Linked DNA regions of Homo sapiens: region 2 is linked to region 1. A link is an interaction called in ENCODE POLR2A ChIA-PET data of the cell type or tissue named here. Cell type or tissue: GM12878. All regions are shown on one strand.

Evidence for each region. ChIA-PET counts read pairs that join two places held together with the same protein. Peaks named below come from ENCODE experiments on the same cell type or tissue, not always from the same donor. Only the 100,000 strongest peaks of a DNase experiment are listed, where the experiment ranks them.
Region 2: POLR2A ChIA-PET joins it to region 1 with 5 read pairs; 11 of 35 experiments call an interaction of 5 or more read pairs at or near these places.

The regions. Positions count from the first base shown.
Region 1 is chrX:40,861,450-40,866,449 of GRCh38, reverse strand. No RefSeq gene overlaps it. Among named protein-coding and RNA genes, the nearest start is that of MED14OS, 130 kb to the right of the region's middle. In GM12878, no CTCF peak of the experiment used is centred here; a DNase peak (open chromatin) is centred at 2,607.
Region 2 is chrX:41,076,787-41,081,786 of GRCh38, reverse strand. It overlaps the pseudogene CLIC4P3. Among named protein-coding and RNA genes, the nearest start is that of USP9X, 6.2 kb to the left of the region's middle. In GM12878, no CTCF peak of the experiment used is centred here; no DNase peak of the experiment used is centred here.

The DNA.
Region 1 (5,000 bases):
GAGATGGGGAGATGAAGCAGGGGAGCAGGGGCCATATCACTTAGAACCTTGAAGCCTATGTTAAATATTCTGGTCTTTATCCTAAAAGCAATGGGAAGCCATTGAGAAGCTTCAACTGAGGGATGGGACATAATCAAAACTGAATTTTCACAAAGATATCTTTGACCTCTGTGTGGCGAACAAACTGGAAAGGGGCCAATTGGGAGGATATTTTAAGTGAGAGATACTGGTGGCTTGGGCTGAGGTGGGGCTGGTGGTGGTGGAAAAAAGAAGAGAACAAATATGAGAGACATTTAGGAGGTTAAATTAATAGGACTTGGTGATGGCTTAAATATAGGGGTGACAGGGAGGTGGAAGTCAAGGACAGTTCACAGGTTTCTTCAATTGTTGGTACTATCAAGTGAAATAGGACCAGGTTTGTGACAGAAGATTGAGTGTTGAGTTTTGGGTGCTTTTGTGATATCCAAGAGGTGATATCAAGCAGATCACTGACTACATTTGGATCTGGGACTGAGAGAAGAGGTCTGAGCTGGAAATCTACATACAGTTGACCCTTGAACAACTTGGAGGTTAGGGACATCAATCCCCTATACAGTAGAAAATCCATGACTCCTGAAAAACTCAGCTACTCATAGCCTACTGTTGACCTGAAGCCTCACAAATAGCATAAACAGTCAATGAACACGTATTTTGTATGATATATATATATATATCTTTATATATATTATATGGTATTCTTACAATAAAGTAAGCTAGAGAAAAGAAAATATTAAAAAATTAAAGGGAAGAGAAATATATTTACTATTCATTAAGTAGAAGTGGATCATCATAAAAGTCTCTGTCTTTGTTGTCTTCACATTGAGTAGGGTGAGGAGAGGAGGAAGAGGAGAGGTTGGTCTTGCTGTCTCAAGGGTGACAGAGACAAGAAAATCTGTGTATAAATAGACCTGCGTTGTTCATTTCAAGCCTGAATTGTTCAAGGGTCAACTGTATACCCTTAAGACATCTGCAAATAGGCAGTGATTTAGTCAGGATCTCAAAAGAAAACAGATGGTACAATCAAATTAGGATAATTCAATTAGGATTAATAAAAGGAGTATATTAGGTTCCTGCTGCATAACAAACAGAACCATAACCTCAGTGGCTTAATAGAGCAAACATTTTATTTCTTGGCCACAAGTGTGTGGGTTGGTTGTGATTCAGCTGATTTAGGCTGGGTGCAGCTGGACCAGGCTGACTCCAGACTTCAAGTTCCATTCATGTCTGTTTCATGTGTCTGATCCCCTCTGGGAGTGGTGCCATATCAAAGACTCAGAGCTGGCCTCTGCTGCTGGCCAGTCAGACATCTAGCAGTGAGCTTTGTAAGGGAAGCCTATATTGTGGATGCTCTGACACTGAGTTTATAAGATCATCGAGGAAACACCAGGATAAGTGGGGGAAGAGTCTGACTGACATCCAAGGATGGATTCTCTAGTCCACCTAATTATTGACAGCCTCCTCTGCAGTAGATGCCCTCTACTCAGCATTTATATGGACATGGATATTTTCATATTTTGGGCTTAGTCCCAGAGGTCCATCCATATACCTGCCCCAATACCTCCTTACCACCAGTTTTCCAGTCTTGCTCTTTCCAAGTCCCTGACCAATTGGATAACCCATTAGCCATTGCTTATGAGGCAGTGTGGATCCAGTCATCTGGCTGTTCTCAGTCCCAACAAAATGAACAACCAAATGAATCACTGGAAGTTCTGCCTCCTGGGAGGATTTTCCTTCATCACCATTTTCAGGGCCACTTCAGAATATGGCTGTGGTATAATAGACGTCCACTTCTGGCTGATGCCAGCATAGCATGCTACTATGGTTTAAATGTTTGTCTCCTCTGAAACTCATCTTGATACCTAATTCCCAATGTGGCAATATCGAGAGGTGGGACCTTTAGGAGGTGATTGGATCAGGAGGGCTCTGCCCTGGATTAATAAATTAATGGGTTAGTGGATTTATGAGTTATGAGAGTAGGACTGATGGCTTTATAAAAAGAGGAGGAGAGACCTGAGCTGGCATGCTCAGCTGCTTCACCATGTAATGCCCTGCATTGCCTCAGGACTCTGCAGAGAGTCCCCACCAGCAAGAAGGCCCTCACCAGATACAGCCCCTTACCAGATACAGCCCCTTGACCCTGAACTTCTCCACCTCCATAACTGTAAGAAATAAATTCCTTTTAAAAATAACTTACCTAGTTTCAGGCGTTCTGTTATAAGCAACAGAAAAAAGGGACTAAGAAAATTGGTACCAAAAGTGGAGTTGTTGCTAATAACAAATACCTAAAAATGGGGAAGCATCTTTGGAACTGATAATGGGGAGAGGCTGGAAAAGTTTGGAGGAGCAAGCTAGAAAAAGCCTGTATTTCCGTGAACAGAGCATTAAGGGCAATTCTGGTGAGGGCTTAGAAAACAAGAAGACTAGGGAAAGTTGGGAACTCCTTAGGATTGGTTAAGTGGTCATGACCAGAATATTGATAAAGATATGGTCAGTAAAAGCCATTCTGATGAGGTTTCAGATGGAACTGAAAAACAAGGTATTGAAACCTGGAGTAAAGGCTGTTCTTGTTATAAATGAACAAAGAAGTTGGCTGAACTGTGTCTATCCCCAAGGGCTTTGTGGAAGGCTGAGCTGGAGAGTAATGATGTAGGGTATCTGGCAGAAGAAATACTGAAGCAGCAAAGCATTTAGGCTGCTGCATGGCTACTTTATTTTTTTTATTTTTATTTATTTATTTTTATTTTTATTTTTTTAGTATTTATTGATCATTCTTGGGTGTTTCTCAGAGAGGGGGATGTGGCAGGGTCATAGGATAATAGTGGAGAGAAGGTCAGCAGATAAACACGTGAACAAAGGTCTCTGGTTTTCCTAGGCAGAGGTCCCTGCAGCCTTCAGCAGTGTTTGTGTTCCTGGGTACTTGAGATTAGGGAGTGCTGATGACTCTTAACGAGCATGCTGCCTTCTAGCATCTGTTTAACAAAGCACATCTTGCACCGCCCTTAATCCATTTAACCCTGAGTTGACACAGCACATGTTTCAGAGAGCACGGGGTTGGGGGTAAGGTTATAGATTAACAGCATCCCAAGGCAGAAGAATTTTTCTTAGTACAGAACAAAATGGTGTCTCCTAGGTCAACTTCTTTCTACACAGACACAGTAACAATCTGATCTCTCTTTCTTTTCCCCACATTTCCCCCGTTTCTTTTCGACAAAACCCCCATCGTCATCATGGCCCGTTCTCGATGGTCGCTGTCTCTTTGGAGCTGTTGGGTACACTTCCCAGACGGGGCGGCCGGGCATAGGCGCTCCTCACTTCCCAGACGGGGCGGCCGGGCAGAGGCACTCCTCACTTCCCAGACGGGGCAGCCGGGCATAGGTGCTCCTCACTTCCCAGACAGGGCGGCCGGGCAGAGGCGCACCTCACTTCCCAGATGGGGTGGCGGCCGGGCAGAGGCGCTCCTCACCTCCCAGATGGGGTGGCGGCCGGGCAGAGGCGCACCTCACATCCCAGATGATGGGCGGCCGGGCAGAGGCACTCCCCACCTCCCAGACGGGGCCGCCGGGCAGAGGCGCTCCTCACCTCCCAGACGGGGCGGCCGGGCAGAGACGCCCCTCACCTCCCAGACGGGGCGGCCGGGAGAGGCGCCCACTTCCCAGACAGGGTGGCTGGGCAGAGGCGCTCCTCACCTCCCAGACGGGGCGGCCGGGCAGAGGCGCTCCTCACCTCCCAGACAGGGCGGCCGGGAAGAGGCGCTCCTCACCTCCCAGACGGGGCGGCCGGGAAGAGGCGCTCCTCACCTCCCAGACGGGGCGGCCGGGCAGAGGCGCTCCTCGCCTCCCAGACGGGGCGGCCGGGAAGAGGCGCTCCTCGCCTCCCAGACGGGGCGGCTGGGCAGAGGCGCTCCTTGCCTCCCAGACGGGGCGGCCGGGCAGAGGCGCTCCTCGCTTCCCAGACGGGGTGGCCGGGCAGAGGCGCTCCTCACATCCCAGAAGACGGGGTGGCAGCCGAGCAGAGGCACTCCTCACTTCCCAGACTGGGTGGCGGCCAGGCAGAGGCGCTCCTCACCTCCCAGACGGGGTGGCGGCCGGGCAGAGGCTCTCCTCACGTCCCAGACGGGGCGGCCGGGCATAGGCACTCCTCACATCCCAGACGGGGCAGCCGGGCAGAGGCACTCCTCACCTCCCAGACGGGGCGGCCGGGCAGAGGCACTCCTCACCTCCCAGATGGGGCGGCCGGGCAGAGGCGCTCCTCACATCCCAGACGATGGGCGGCCGGGCAGAGATGCTCTGGGGTGGCGGCCGGGCAGAGGCGCTCCTCACTTCCCAGACGGGGCGGCCGGGTAGAGGTGCTCCTCACTTCCCAGACGGGGTGGCGGGGCATGGGTGCTCCTCACATCCCAGACTGGGTGGCCGGGCAGAGGCGCTCCTCACATTCCAGACGATGGGCGGCATGGCTACTTTTAACTGCTTACATTAAGCTACAAGAGGGAAAAAATAACTTAAAGATGGAATTTATAATAAAAAGGAAAGCAAATTGAAAAGATTTGGAAAACTCTCAGCCTCGCCATGTAGTAGAGAATGGAAGAGTATTTTCAGCAGAGGAAACCAAGAGTGTAGCCCAGTGACTGTTTGCCAAAGAAATTAGCATAGCTAGAAGGGAGCCAGGTGCTATTCCTCAAGACAATGGAAGACCCCCAGAGGCATTTCAGAGGACTTTGAGGCTGCCCCTCCCATCACAGGCCCAGAAGCCTGCGAAGGAAGAATGGCTTCAGGGGATGGGCCTGAGGCACCCTCTACGGGCTTGCCGCCCAGGGCTGCCTCAAGACTCTTCTGCTCCCCACACTCTGGCACAGTGCTTCTTGGCCCCCCCAGCCATGGCTCAAGCAGCCCCAGGTGCAGATCGACCCACTACCCAAAAAGATACAAGTTTTAAGCCTTGGCAGCATCCACATGGTGCTAATT
Region 2 (5,000 bases), 220 kb before region 1:
GTATGGTTCCACTTATATGAGGTACCTAAAGTAGTCAAACTCATAGAGACAGAAAGTAGAATAGAGGCTACCAGGGGCTAGGGGGAGGGTAATAGGGAGTTGTTTTATGGGTTCAGAATTTCTGTTTGAGATGATGAAAAACGTTCTGGAAATGCAAAGTGGTGATGGTTGCACAACATTGCAAATGTACTTAATACCACTGAATAGTACTCTTAAAATGGTAAATTCTAAGTTATCTGTATTTTACAATAAAAAAAATGAAGAAAAGAAAATCCAGCCACATACAATTTCATATGGTTTAGGCTATACATTACTCTCCCACCAGCTGTTTTAGTCTCAACTCTCAAGTCAAGCTCACCACCAACTGATGCCTTGTGCTCTCTCGAGCTACCCAGAGGGTGCACCTTGGCTCCCAGGGTAGATTTGGCCTACAGGACTGTCCCCTTTTGAGATCTTCCACTTAGTTAATGGGATAGGAAATAAACAGTTTTGAGTTAAAAGAATAGGTTTATTATCACAGTGCAACTCCTTAAATTAAAATCCATATAGTCCAGGTCTTTCTTCTTCCTTTGTTTGGGTTTCTCTTTTCTAACACCTGTCCTTTAGTTTTCAAACTGTAATTTTTTTTAACTTCCTGGTTCTGCTTTATTAGGGCAAAACCTTATTATATTACATTTCCTCATGAAATTTCTCATTGCTCTCTCTCCCCACTCCCCCTGCCCCAGAAATATCTGATAAGTATACTCATTGTTTACTAGGACACTTATCTTAAACCATAGACAAATTTTCCTGGATAAATTGATGTTATTTAATATTTTCAGGGGTACAAATTTTAAAGTTCTGTGGAAATACTTTCTGGGCTAATGGCCAAACTAAAATAGAAGAGGAGGGACCTTTGATAATATGTTCCCTAGAGAAGGCTTTGTGATTGAATGGAATGAGCAAAGTCCACAATGAGTTACTATTTTTAATATAAAAATACGATAACTAAAAATCTAAGTAGGTGGTCCCACTTAATCTTTATGACAACAGGCAGAAAATGTAGCTAGGGAGAACAAGAGATAATTAAATGATCACAGTTGATAATGTGCTATTGCTCATGGTGTCTAAAATTTGACCAAATTTTAGACACCAGTGCCTAACAACCTGCTTAGAAGTAGTCTGTCCCTCCTGCTCTGTGGGAATGTCTCTGAAACTGACCTATTCCCAGCCAAAGACTTGGATGTAAGGACAGCAAGAGTAGCCCCAGCCTTGGATCATCCCTGAGTTCTGGGGACATAAAGGAATCTAAAGCAAAACTACCATGTATCTGCCCACTCAAAGGGGACCAGCTACCTGGTCTTAGTCATGGTACATGGGGCTTAGTCACCAATCAATACCACTGACATTAGAAGGAGAACATCGAGGATAAGCTAGTTAGAAGTGTTATCAACTCAAAGACTATTTCATATTAGTAACTGCACCAAAGTCTTGAAAACTTGCAGCCCATGTATGAAAGAAACTTGACAGTTGTCTCAACATTGATCATCTTTTTTTTTTTTACCCCAAGTTGTTGTTTATTTTCATGAGGGGGGGAAAGAATCCTTTATGATAGTGAAAGTATACTTTATTTTTTTGATACAATAGCTGCCAACAATATACTGGTGTTGATGTTCCAAAAAGAAAAGAAAATACGTGCATGCTATAATAAGCTTTCATTTGCCTGTTCAAGAAATTCTAAAGAAAATACTCCAATTCTGTTCAACATTATGGCTTGAGAAGTTGAAATTTTTCCATGATGAAAATATAATTTGTGTGGCCCAAACTTTGACTATTTATAAAGGATGGAGTTTTTAAAAGCCCAAATATATCAATAATGAATGCTCCCCTCTCTTTGAATTAAATGCTTAATTCAAATTAATGTAAGAAATTGGTGAATCATTAAACTTGATGAAATTTCCATCAAAATTTTCATGAAAAAATACATTTCTATTTCCTCTCCATTTTTACTTCATAGATATTTTCTAAATAGGTTTAAGTGCACAGAAATAAATGCTATCTACATGCAACTCTGGAGCGATTCAAAACACAACAGAAATAAAGTTAACATGCCTAAATCCTAGAGTGTATCCACTTAGTGTAAGAATAAATGTCAGAAATCTCTTAATTGTAAACAGATTGCTCAAGGATTTAAAGATAAATTGTGAAAGTCAAAATTACCAAGAAATAAAATCTTATTTGAATTTTATGACAAAAGTTAACAGTCGTAGTAAAAGAAGACAACAGAACTGTATAGAAAATATGCATCTACATCAAAAAAGGGAAGTTTTATCAACTAGAATAGTAGAGAACTTTCCAACTGTTGAATACAAAACTTTCTCAGAATCCCTTGGAAAACAGTAAGACTTTCCATTCAGACTCCAATCTCCTCACTGAAGTAAATACAAAAGGTGTTTAAATGAAGAGGAATGATTTGTTAGTTGTAAAAATAAAATCAGATTATTTCCATTATGCCAATTTATATACTGCACGAACTGTCTACCATGAAAATTTTATGGTCCAAATTTCTCAAGATTTTAAGCTATGCTCTTTCCACATACAGTGGGATTAAAGCATGTTGTCAGATCATCCTTTTAACTAGGTAGCTTTTGTCCATTTACCAATTTCCATTTGATTTGACTAACGTCCCTGATAAAGTAGTATCTGTCTTTCAACAACAAAAAAAACAATTCTGATCATCAAAATTACAATGGACATACCTTCCTCGAACGTGGCCAAGTGTAATCACTGGGTTAATAAAAAACAAGAGAATAAATATCCAAAATGAAAATACTCTGAGTTGGGCCAGACGCAGTGGCTCATGCCTGTAATCCTAGCACTTTGGGAGGACGAGGAGGGTGGATTACAAGGTCACAAGTTCAAGATCAGGCTGCCTAGGATGGTGAAACCCCCTCTCTACTAAAAATACAAAAATTAGCCGGGCGCGGTGGTGGGCGCCTGTAATCCCAGCTACTCGAGAGGCTGAGGCAGGAGAATCTCTTGAACCCGGGAAGAGGAGGTTGCAGTGAGCCAAGACCATGCCATTGCACTCCAGCCTGGGCAACAGAGTGAGACTCCATCTCAAAAAAAAAAAAAAAAAGAAGAAAAGAAAATACTTTGAGTTTCAGAATGAATTTTCATCACTCTAGTTTGAAGAATGGAGCTCTTTCCTCTGTTAGCCCTCCACCCTGCACTAAATATTACAAAAATCCAAAAAATACATAAATATTCCTTATACCATGCATTATGCACCAGTTTGGGGTTGCCTGATAAAGTCGTAGCTACTATTTAAACAGACATTGCACCTCAAAATTCTGTCATCTATGCACAGTGAATAGACACAATGGTGAGGGCTCCTGAAAGATGGCAAGCTACCTCTAAAGTGAAAAGTTTGTGGTGGAGTGTCTCCAAATTAAAAAGAGGGGAACACGGGTACAGAGGTAGGCAGGGTAAAAGGATTTTAAAATAATACTGCTTAGGAGTGTGTGTGTGTGTGTGTGTGTGTGTGTGTGTGTGTGTGTGTGTGTATATATTTTTTTTTTTTTTTTTTGAGATGCAATCTCGCTCTGTCTCCCAGGCTGGAGTGCAGTGGCGTGAACTTGGCTCACTGCAACCTCTGCCTCCCAGGTTTAAGCGATTCTCCAGCTGCAGCCTCCCAAGTAGCTGGGATTACAGGTGCGCACCACCGCGTCCTGCTAATTTTTTTTTTCTTTTTTTTTAGTAGAGACGGGGTTTCACCATGTTGGCCAGGCTGGTCTTGAACTCCTGCTCAGGTGATCTGCCCGCCTCGGCCTCCCAAAGTGCTGGGATTACAGGCACGAGCCACCGCACCTGGTCAAGGAGTGTATATTTTAAGATAACTACTATACCTTGTCTACCCTTGATCCTAATCCTCAATAACTGCATGTTCGTGCAAAATACAATTTCTACTCTATAAGAAGAAGAGTAGCCTGTTAGGAAAAGCATATTCTTAGGGGAAGACATGAAGACATCTCTTTCATAAATGCAATTTTACTTGGTGGGTCTTTTGGCATCACTATATGCTATTTCAACCTCCTTATCACTGGGACAGGTATTGATGAACTCGTCCCTACTATATGCATTAGTTAGGTATCTCCAGATGCCAGTCATCTCTTTTGGAATATCAAAGTTGTGATATTTTTTGGCCACCACCTTGACAATATGCAGTTTGGGGAGCAGGCTGCAATCAGCTAATGTCATTTCATTGCCATCCAGAAATTTATGTGTAGAAAACTTAATGTCCTCTATACTATTTTCATCAATTTCATCAGGGAGAGGAGAATTCAGATATTTATCCAGTTTCTGCAGGGTTTTCAGGAGATCCTTCTCCAGTGCTTCATTAGCCTCTCGCCTTCAATTCTTGATAAATGCAGAGAATTTGGCAAAGATGTCCATTCCAGCAGTATTTGATTCTGGGTGTTTTGGTGAAAGCTTTAAGTACTTGGGAGGGCATAAGACTTCTTCAAGAAATTCCTCAATCTTACTTACATCCGTTTTGACTTCACTGTTGAAACTTACAAACGGTGGGTGGGTCCTGGGAGCTAAGTTCTGTAGGTCTGCAGGCTTCCATTTCAGGTCAACAGTTGTGACACTAAATACAACTCCTTTGAGTCAACGAATCATGAAGAACCTCTGGGAAAAGGGGCAGTTTCCTATGCTTTCACCATCACTGCCAGCTTTGACGAGGAGCTCAATGAGGGGCTCTTTGTCCTCCTCCTTCAGCCCGTTCAACGGCATCGACAACGCCATGGCCGGCTCGGCTGCGCTCCGCAAACGGCGACGGCTGCTGCTGCTGCTGCTCCTCCTGCTCCAAGGCTGCTCCGACTGCCGGCTCCCGCCGCAGTGCTCTCTGGACAGTACGGCGTCTAACTGGCCGCGGCCTCGGCCCCTCAGCACCTCCCCACGCCCTGCGCACGACCAAAGTTGATCATCTTAAAAACGTACTTGATATTGGCCGGGCG